2 separate regions of the Homo sapiens genome follow, and region 2 is linked to region 1. Evidence: read pairs that join two places in POLR2A ChIA-PET (ENCODE). Cell type or tissue: OCI-LY7. All regions are shown on one strand. Each heading gives the region's core, and the rest is flanking DNA. Links, peaks and the distances in the headings are about the cores only. Region 1 overlaps GLYATL1-AS1 (GLYATL1 antisense RNA 1). Region 2 overlaps GLYATL1B (glycine-N-acyltransferase like 1B).

Region 1 (5,392 bases), core at 68-5,067:
AGACATGGACAGGAGAAGAAATCAGATTATGGGGATTGGAGACTAAATGAAATGTGAGGAAGTGAAGGTAACTTTTTGAAAGAGCTTGACCAGAAAAGAAAGAAGAACACGAGAGTATCAAGGGGAAGAAGAGAGGTACAAGAGCTCAAAGAAAGGCATTTCTCTTATTAGATGAGAGTTAAGCATACCTATACTAACTACAAGAGGTAAGATGTAAGTCATTGATAGGCCAATGTGTCTAACAGGACATAGAAAGGTGACAGAAATTCAATGACCTTATGTACAAAATGCCAGCCACTATTTCAGCTTATTTATGTTGACTAATTCATGTAATCATCAACCATAATTATCAGCATACTTGTTAAATTAAGTTTTGAACAGGAAGAATACTTCTTCCAGTGAGAAGTCAAAAAAATTTAGGATGGATGCAGATGCAAATGTATGTATGTAGGTATACAGCAGGTCATCAAATAATGTCATTTTGTTCAATATCTTTTCATTATAATGGTGAAGAGAAAAAAAACAGTTCCTGGCTGGACCACTGTCTATGTGCAGTTTGCCTGTCCTCCTCATGTCTGTGTGGACTTTCTCTGGATAATCCCATTTCCTCTCACATCTCAAAAATGTGTACATTAGTATATTGACATGTCTAAATTTTCACAGGATGAGTGTGTTTGTGTGTGTGTGAGAGAGAGAGTGTGTATGTGTGTGTGTGCACGTGTGTCCCCAGGATGGAAGGGTTTCCAGTCCAGGGTGGGTTCCTGCCTTGTGCTCTGAGCTACCAGGATAGGCTTCAGCCACTTGCTCCGCTGAACTGCAATAAGGCAGTTGAAAAATGAATGAATGAAACATTCATAATAAAACAAAAATTCATAAAGTCTATGATAATGATACAAATGCATGACAATAAACAATGCTGTGCAAAAGGACTCAGCGAGCCCATCATATTTGTGATGGATTTTTAAATTCATAGATACAAGAGTTGCTTCTTACACCTTTTGCTTTGCAAACATTTATTTCTCAATTTAACTCACCACCACTGTGATCACCATCACACATCAACGCAACAAAAATCAGGTAAATAATTATCTTACTTGTTTGTATCAATATTTCTTAAATGTATATACAGCTTACATTTATTGCATTGTTTTATATTAGAAGTGCTTCAGTTCTTTATAAGTTTGGTGATGTTTTTGTCACCAGAAATATGCTGTAGGAACTTAACTCTTCTTTATATTAATTAGCTTATGGTAAAAATAATTTTGATATGTGTTGTTTCATTTGATGTTGCAGTTTCCAAGAACCTATTGACAATGTTAAGTAAGGACTAATTGTATACAGGAGTACACAGGGTTAGAAAAAAGGAGCATAGAGTTGGCAAGTTATTTTTGAATGTCTATTTCCTGGAAGAGGTAAAATTTCTTCCTATTCCCAAAATCACTTTTTAGAAGTGAGTGGGTGAGGGAGTATGCCAAGAAAGTGTTCAGAAAAAGAAGTAGGATGTTAGGGGAAATGGTTAGGGTATAAATGGCTTTTGATGTTAATGGGAGAAACAGTGGACTAGAATTAGCAAGGACTGGCAAGCATGCTTAGGATCATGTAAAGAGGGACACCATCACTGGAAGTGTTACTCAACAGTATATTAAGCTCAGCACCCTAAAAGTAGAAGCACAGAAGACAAATTAAAACAAACCAAGATTGGCTTTTTCAGGGCTGGATAACAAAAAAGATAAGGGACAAAGCATTTGAGAACATAGTAATGAGGGATTGAAACTCACATCTAAGATAGAGAAGAAAAAAGTAAAGTAGGTTGGAGACCAATAAAGTGAGAAAATATAGAAAAAGCAAGGGACGAAAGTACTTGATGAAGTCAAAGAATAGCAATGTTAATAGACAGGGGAAAATGTACTTACAAATAGGAGACTGGAGTCAGATATTAGGCTATTAGAGGTTGAGATTTCAGAGGTATTCAGAAGTAGATCAGTTTGGCATGTATGACTGTTGGCATCAACTCCAAGTCAATAGAGTAGGAGCCAAGAAGGGAATGGGAGCTTCAGGTATCACAGACATGAACAGGATGTAGCAGAAGTTGGCTGAAGAGAAAAATTAGGATGTCAGGTGCCAAATATTTCAACGAATGCAGAGAAATTTGGCAGAGGGCAACAGAAAAGCATTGTTTTATTCCAGCCACATGACACAGAAGGAAGAAGGAAGATTTTTCTATGCAAATAAGTAATACTCTAGAAGCAGGATTGGAGGCAAGGAGAATACTGATTTTTTTTCTTTTTGGTAACTATATTACCCTGGAGATCTAGAGGTTGTTAGAGAAATGTTTAAGCATATTGATAATTTATAATTCAAGGAAAGCATTTGGACATTTTACAAATTCAAAAGGCTACACACTGGCTTTTTCTAAAGTATTTTCCAGCTTCAGGTACCTAAAAGGTTTTGAAGAATTTGTTCTCAACATTGAGACCCTGGTGAGTGCTCATTCCAAGGGTTTTCAGGGGAAAAGAAATAAATTAACAAATACAAATGATTGAGAACAAGAATCCTAATTAATTGAAATGCCAAGAAAAAAAGGCTGTTCTAAACAATTCTGCTTACCTGAAGTTTCTTTGCAGAGCTGTAGGCACACTGCCTGCTGCACTTGCTCAGAATGGCAATGGAAAGGTTTCTGTAGCTAACACTCTATGGACTCAGACACACTAAAATTCAATTGACTCACGCTGTCACTGTTTAGCATAAAGCTTCAGGAAGTTATGGGTTCCTGTAGATTAAACCAGATGTTCTGTCCGTAGACAGGAAGTCAGAGGCTTTGTGGACCAGAGGAGGACTGAGACCATGTTCTGTATTGAGCAGCCTCTACAATTATAAGAAGTTTTACACAAGAAGCTTTTGATTTATACATAACTTGTTATAGCTGAAAGAGTATTCTAGAACAATATTAAGTCAATTTTCTAGAGTTGGCAAAAATAGCACAGCTGCAGCCTTATTTAAAACAAGTTAGCAGAGCAAACAAAGAGTTGGAAAGTTTGGTTTCAAGGCAAAATACCTGGCCTAATACTTTCAACCATTTGTGGGTTGGAAAAAGACAAGAATGCCTCAAGAAAGTTACTGTAATAATGAGAACTGGGTTTCATATACCTTGTCCTCTGGTTGTCTAAAGTGGAGCAAGAGGGAAGGGTATTGTAAGTATAAGAAGAAAAAGCAATTAGTGGAGAAAAGTTTCAGGGGGACTGGAATTAGCTTTGTAGAGGAATAGAGACAAACATTGTTTTCAATGTGTGTTCCTCACACCATCTACTTCAAGATCAATTGGGCTTGCTTGTTAACAATACAAGAACTTTTCCAGATCAGGTAAATCAGAGGCTCCCAAAGTGCCTGGCAATCTGTATCTTATAAAAAGCTATCTAAAAGAGTCTGATCTATATTATATTTTGAAAACATTGAGATTAAAAAATGGGAAAATATGTTATAAAATTTTTATCCTGGGTGCAGTGGCTTACACCGGTAATACCAGCTACTTGGGAGTCTGAGGCAGAAGGATTGCTTGAGGGCAGAAATTTGATATGAGCCTGGGCAACCTAATAAAACTCATCTTTAAATTTTTGGTTTTTAATTAGCCACATATAGGGGCATGTGTCTATAGTACCAACTACTCAGGAGACTGAGATGAAAAGATTGCTTGAGCCCAGAAATTTGAGATCGCAGTGAGGTATTTCACCACTGCACTTCAGCCTGGGCAACAGGGTGAGATACTCTCTCTAATTAAAAAGAAAAAAAAGTCTTTACCCACTTTCTGGAAGTGAAAGCAACTTCAAATTGTAATCATTTATGACATGAGAAAAACAAGAGTTATTTTTACACAAATAAGGAAGCTGTTGCTGACAAAAAAGTAAATGTCTTCCCTCAAGTCACAAAACTAACCATTGGCAATGTCTGGAATATGAGGCCGAATATCGAATTCTTTTAATGACACCATGATTCCATAGACAGTGATTCCCTACCCTTAGGCAGTTTATAACTTCTTACAAACCTAAATCATCTACTCCAGACGACATATTAAAAATTATCAATTAGGATTTTCTACTATCTGCACATGCTTGCTGTGTAAGGCATTGAATTTTATACTTTTAGTTACTCTACTTTTTGAACCAAAAGTTGTTCACATAATCAAAGAATTTTTACATATTTATAATTGTAAATGATTAATTTGTTAAATCTATATGAAAGTTTATAGAGTTTACAGTAAACTAATCATCCTTTTAAAAAAATGGTCCATTTAAACTACTCAATACGTATTTTTTATTCCATAATTGACAGCACACTGTGGATAGCTGAGAGACCACATATTTTATTTCTATACTGAGTATTACTTAAGTAATTTCTTAAGCTATTAAATATTTTTTAAATAGTTTATAATGGGGAGGAGAAGCAAAGCAAATGGCAGAATAGAAGGCTCCACTAATCATTTCCCCATACCCCACAAGGCCCCAAGTTAACAACTACACAGAAAAAATACCTTCATGAGAACCAAAAATCAAGTGAGCACTCATAGTACCCGGTTTGGACTTCATATCCCTAAAAGAGGCACTGAAGAGATGGAAAAAAACAGTCCTGAATCACCAACCCCCCTCCCTCCCAACCTCAGTAGCAGTCATGTGGTGCACAGTCTATCTCTGGGCACGGGGGGGAAGGAAGAACACAGCAATTATGAGGCACTGAACTCATTGTTGTTATGTTAGACACAAAGGAAAACTAGATCAAACTCAGCTGACACCTGCCCCTGGAGGCAGAGGGAGCATTTAAGCCAGTCCTAACCTGAGAGGAATCAGCAATCCCAGCAGTAAGAACTTCAGTGCCTGAAAACCTCACCACAGGGGGCCTACAGTTCTCTGTGTTTCCAAGTAAACTTGAAAGGCAGTCTAAGCCATAAGGACTGCAACTCTTAGGTGAGTCCAGTGCTGAATAAGTCCCAGAAATTGTGGACTAGGGGGATATTTGACATACTGAGACACCAGCTGGGTCAGCCAAAGGAGTGCTGTTATCACCCCTCCCCCAACTCCAGGTTGCATATCTCGCAGCTCCCAAAGAGACTCCTTCCTTCTGCTGGAGGAATGGAAAGAAACAGTAAGGAAGACTTTGTCTTTGCATATCAGCTGAGCCACAAGAGGATAAGGCACCAAACAGAGTTGTGAGGCCCCCGTTCCAGGCCACTGCTCCTAGACAACATTTCTAGACATAGGCTGGGCCAGAAGGGAAACCTCTGCATTGAAGGAAAGAATTCATTCCTCAGAGCATTCACCACCTGTTAATTGAAGATACCTTGAGCCCTGAATAACCTAAGCAATACCCAGGTACTATTAATACACTGAGGGCTTTGGATGAG
Region 2 (5,392 bases), core at 250-5,249, 81 kb after region 1:
GCTTTAATATCTTTAATTTAGAGATGAGGAAACAACACTGAGAAATATTCAGTCAGGTAGCTGCTGGATACCATCTGTTAAAGCATTCCCCAATCTGAATTCAAGTTCAACGGACTCTGCCACTTTTACTAGCTATATAACCATAGGCCCTTCTGTGAGTTTTATCATCTGTTAAAATGGGAAAAATAGGAGGACATTCTTCAGAGGATTACACAAGGTTTAAATGAGATACCACATGTCAAACACTTAGTATATAGCACATAATTCTAAATAGTATTTACCATAATTAGCCATTATTGGCCGAGGACACACAAGGAATACACGATTAAGCTGAAATAGTAATACAAACCTAGGTCTATTTTTTGGCCCTAAAGACTTCCCCTTTTTGTGTCTGTTTCATGCACATCTGATTAGTGAACTGAAGCCTCATGGCCAGCCCAGCTTCAGGTGGGTATAGACACTGAGCCCCCACATAATAATAAGCTGAGCCTAATACCTTCCCCAGGGATGTTCTTTTGATCTCCTGGTTTCCTGACAATTTCGGATCGATGATTAATGGTTAGTTTACTTGATCCATGGTCCAATTTCTTCAAAGTGTCATACGCTAAATAACTGTATGAACCAAATAGTTCTTTTTACTTCAGTAACTTTGTAGTCACTATGTGTATTTTAACAATGTAACTGTACCATCAAGCTGTAACTTCATATATGCATTGCTTTGAACAAGGCTAGTTTTTATATAGTGAGTCAGCAAACAAAAATATTAAAATATAAAAGTTCCATGCCACACATATATGACCAAAAAAATGGAAAGAATGAAATATGCTGCAATTTACTTGGAAATACATTCACTTAGTCTGATTCCATAGTATACCATGTTTCTTTCAGTATTGAAAATCAATGCAATTTTGAAGAAGACCTTTTTAAGGTGAGATGCAGGAGAATTTCTCTAGAAAAATATTAATTTTTCTTTGTTGGTTCCTAATCAGAAAGATAATATATGCTGATTATAGAAGTGGAAAAATTCAACATGATTTTAAGAAGTTAATAACCTCTCACCTCTTTGCCCTCCTCTCCTCCATTCCTACCCTTTGGGGTAATCGGTGTCCTTGGCCATATTAACACACAAACGGATATTCAGTTATGATCTCTTCTGTAATCGCTTTTTAATTTGCCTTTGACATATGGACATTGCTTTGAGTGAATCAATACAGCACTAACATATTTGTTTTAATAACTGTGGCGTTCCATAGAGTCAATGCAATGCTATTTAGTCAGTCATTCTCCTCCTGTTGGGTTCAAATTGTTCATACTTCTTTGCCATTACAAACAATGCTTCAATAAACATCCTTGTATACATGTCTTTACATCCTGGAAACTTTTCTCAATGCAATTGGTTTCCAAAAGGGATAAGTCCAAGTCAGAGCTTATCTTATCCTAAGTAGGCACTGCCAGACTACCCTCCCAAAGGATTCCACAGTATTATTTCCATTAGCAATCTGTGGAAGAATTGTTTCCCACATTCTCATCAGCAGTGAATGTTATCCTTCTTCTACTTTATGCCAAACTGGTGGGTGAAAAGTGGCATCTTATTGTAGATTTAATTTGCATTTCCCTGACTAGTGATATTCAACATATATTTTCATATGATTATCAGTCATTTTGGGTTTACTTCTGAACTGTTTATATTGTTTGACCATTTTTACACTGGGATTTTGTGTCATTCTTAAAATTCTCTATGTGTTTTGGATATGAGGGATACTAACACAAGGTGTATGCTACAAATTTGTTGCCCAATTTAGAATTATTTTCTAATTTGATAGATTTTCACATGAAGCAATTTTTAATTTTCATGTAATCAAATATATTATCTTTTTCACTATGATTCCTGAGGCTTTGGGAGTTTTTTTGTTAATAATTAGGAAGATTTTTCCTAAACCAAGATCGTACAAGTTGTTTTTTTCATTTTGTCTTACAGTGAGTTAATTTTTACTTTTGACATTTCAAACTTCATTCTATTTGGAATATATTTTTGAATAGCATGAATTAACATTCTTTTATATTTATCCCCCGAATGGCTGGCTAATTACGTTAGTGCTATTTATTAAGTAAGTCATTCTGCTACTGAAACATAAATGTCTATTTTGTCATATAACTTTTATATATTTTTGTAGCTATTTCTGTATTTGTTTCTAATCTTTTCTCATGCTATTTCATTGTTTTGTGGCAAATTTTAATATCTAATAAAGCAAATCACCCTTCACTAATCTTTTTCTTGCTTTCCTATTTCTTATAAACTTCAGAGCTATATGAACAAAAACTAATTTTTCAGTTCCCCAATTTCCCCAACTAAGTATTGCAATTGTGATTTGTATTGGAGGAGCTTTTTTAGACAATTGTGGAAGCATTAATATTTTTGTGATACTAAATATTTTTATCAAGAAATATGGTCTTTCTCTCACTTTTTTCAGTTTCTGTTCTATGCCATCTGGTAAAATATTAGTGTTTTCCTGAGGTAAACTACGTGATTTTTCCATTAAGTTTACCCTTAGGTATTTTATATTATTTTTTAAGATTATTAAATTATTTTTCCTTTTCTATTTCTGAGCATTATTATTTTGTTATTGCTTTCTATTTATATTCTTCATTTCCAAATATGTCACACTATGCTTTAAAATCTTCTTTGTTTGCCTGGGGTGTTATTTGTTTTTGTTTTCTGTCGAAGTCTCTTATATTTTCTAAATGTGTAATACTGTAATCTATAAACAAAGTAATTTGCTGCTTCTTTGCCAATATTTGTATGGGTTTTTACTTTCTTGCCTTATTGTATAATGTACAACCTAAGAAAACAATACCAAGTAGCCATAATAAAAGTTCTATCCTTGTCTCATTCCTGATTTTAATGAAATAGCTATAAAAACTTACCTTTGGAATTACATTTAATTCTGTCTTTACAGGCTTAGAGCACTTTCCTGTTTTCCCATTTTCATAGAAATTATATTTAGAATGAACGGTAGATTTTATGTTATTTCATTTTTGTCTTTTTATGGCAATTTATATACTCATGTAATTTTTTCCTCCTTTAATTTATTACCCTAAAAGATCTTCTGATCAAACTCATTCTGGCCTTTCTAAAACAAACTGTTCATGTTCACATTCTTTTCATATGCTACTGAATATTTTATTCAGAATTTTTGCATCTGTATTCATAAGCCAATATGGTCAGTAACTCTCTTTTTGTTATTTCTTTACCAGATTTGGCATTAGGATATTTTCATCTGTTACCAAAGTCTACTATTAAAATTATGTGTTTGGTTTTGCCTTATGTAGAATTGAAATGTAAAATAATCTAATTTTGGCTACTTTTTAGTTTGTAATTTCAACTTTCCTTTTAGATAAAGGGGGTACATGTGCATATTTGTTACACGCAAATATTGCATGATGCTGAGTCTTGGAGTATGGACAGATCCCATCACCCTGGTAGTGAGCATAGTACCCGATAGGTAGTTTTCTAACCCAGCCCCTTTCCCTCCACCCTCTAGAGTCCATAGTGTCTATTGTTCTCACATTTATGTCCATGTATGTTCAATGCTTAGCTCCCAGTTATGAGTGAAAACGTGATATTTGATTTTCTGTTACAGCATTAATTTGCTTAGGATTATTACACTGTGGAAAGTAGTCTGGAAATTTCTTAGAGAACTTAAAAGAGAGTTGCCATTCGACCCAGCAATGCCATTACTAGGTAAATACCCAAAAGAAAATGAATCGTTCTACCAAAATGACACATGCACTAGGATGTTCATTGCTGCACTGTTCACAATAGCAAAGACATGGAATCATCACAGATCCCCATCAAAGGTGCATTGGATAAAAAAACTTGGTACATGTATTCCTATGGAATACTACACAGCAATAGAAAAGAATAAAATATTGTCCTTTGTAGCAACACGGATGGAGCTGGAAGCCATAATTCTTGTCCACTTTTCAAATGGTAGATATTTCATTTCATTTCCGATATTTCTATTAGTTCATTGAAGTTTTCTATTTTTTGAAAGTCAATTTTGATAGTTTATTCTTGAGGGATAACATCCATTTCTTTATCAGTGAATATGTTGCCTTGGAGTAGTATATAATCTTCTATTATAAGTCTTTTTCCTTTTCTGTTTCCATTCTCATGGCTCATACTCTATGCCTTTTTTTTTTCTTTTTTCTCTTTCTCTTCTATTTCCTTTAAATGCCTTACCAGAAGTTTATCTCTCTCTCTCTTCTGCTCTTTCTTTTTGCCATTTAAAAATGAACTTTTGGCTTTATATATCATTTGCACTGTGTCTTGTTCTACATTTCATTATTTATGGCTTTCATTTTTACAAATTGTTCCATTTGTTATTTTCTAGTCTACTTTGATATTCTTTTTATAATTCTTTGAATATTTACTTGGCTATGTTCAGTCATTCTTTTAAAATCCGGTCTTTTAAAACATCTACTCTTTTAAATTCACTGAGGTGTTGTGTTTTGGCCATATTCAGGAACTTGCATTTATAAAAGCATCCTCAAATTCTTGAAGGTTTCTTTAAAATTAGTTACACTATTTTCTCTTTTACTCCTTAACAATACAATTTTCAACATAATATTAATACATGCACTGCTAAAACTCACACTTATTGTTTATATTTCCCCTGATAAACAGATACTCATCGTCCCATGAAGTTTGTGGCTTGTGAGAATGAGATCACAAGTATCTTTCTTTAAAACCCATGAGTCTAACACCACATAAATTGCGCAGAGTGCTACGGAAAATTCAGTTACTTCATTCTATTTTGTGGGCTTCTGGCTGTAAAGGCCATGTCACTCTTCAAAGAGGCTGATATCCTGTAGCCTTGGGAAAAGGCAATGTCTCCTTAATGTTTATATTCACTAAAGTATCTTGCTCAAACCCTGGACACTGCAGATTCTAGAACAATATAGATTGTAGGTGTCTGGTGAAACAGTAGGCACTATAACTTAGAGAAATCATGGTTAAATTCATCTTGTGCCGAGCTTAAGAACTTAACCCTATCAACACGGACTCAGTACAACCCAGAATATGTCCCACAGGGGGTTATGTGGGGCACAGTATATATAACAGGGGGATATGTGTGGTCCAGGAGGTGAGAGAAGCAGGGAGAGAAGCAATTGTTGCATTCCTTTGCTTCTGCTGGGCGCTCTGTGATGCTATATATAAAATAAGGTAAGTGTGCAGTTGAGTGGGTAGGGAGAAAAGTGAGGCATCTTAAGGCCTGGTGGAGGGTGACTGATTTCATCCTGTCTTTGTTATGTATCTGAGAAGCAGGTTTATAACCAGTAACTGTCAGTGTTCAATATTTAACAAACTCCAGTTACACAGGTAAGAGGT

The links. ChIA-PET counts read pairs that join two places held together with the same protein. Peaks named below come from ENCODE experiments on the same cell type or tissue, not always from the same donor. Only the 100,000 strongest peaks of a DNase experiment are listed, where the experiment ranks them.
Region 2: POLR2A ChIA-PET joins it to region 1 with 8 read pairs; 2 of 35 experiments call an interaction of 5 or more read pairs at or near these places.

The regions. Positions count from the first base shown.
Region 1 is chr11:59,007,086-59,012,477 of GRCh38, forward strand. All of the region lies in intron 3 of GLYATL1-AS1 (GLYATL1 antisense RNA 1), which reads right to left. Among named protein-coding and RNA genes, the nearest start is that of GLYATL1-AS1, 49 kb to the right of the region's middle. In OCI-LY7, for the core only: no CTCF peak of the experiment used is centred there; a DNase peak (open chromatin) is centred at 2,786; H3K4me3 peaks cover 481 bases; H3K27ac peaks cover 620 bases.
Region 2 is chr11:59,087,969-59,093,360 of GRCh38, forward strand. The region is part of intron 2 of GLYATL1B (glycine-N-acyltransferase like 1B); the gene reads left to right. Among named protein-coding and RNA genes, the nearest start is that of GLYATL1B, 4.4 kb to the left of the region's middle. In OCI-LY7, for the core only: no CTCF peak of the experiment used is centred there; a DNase peak (open chromatin) is centred at 403; H3K4me3 peaks cover 535 bases; H3K27ac peaks cover 859 bases.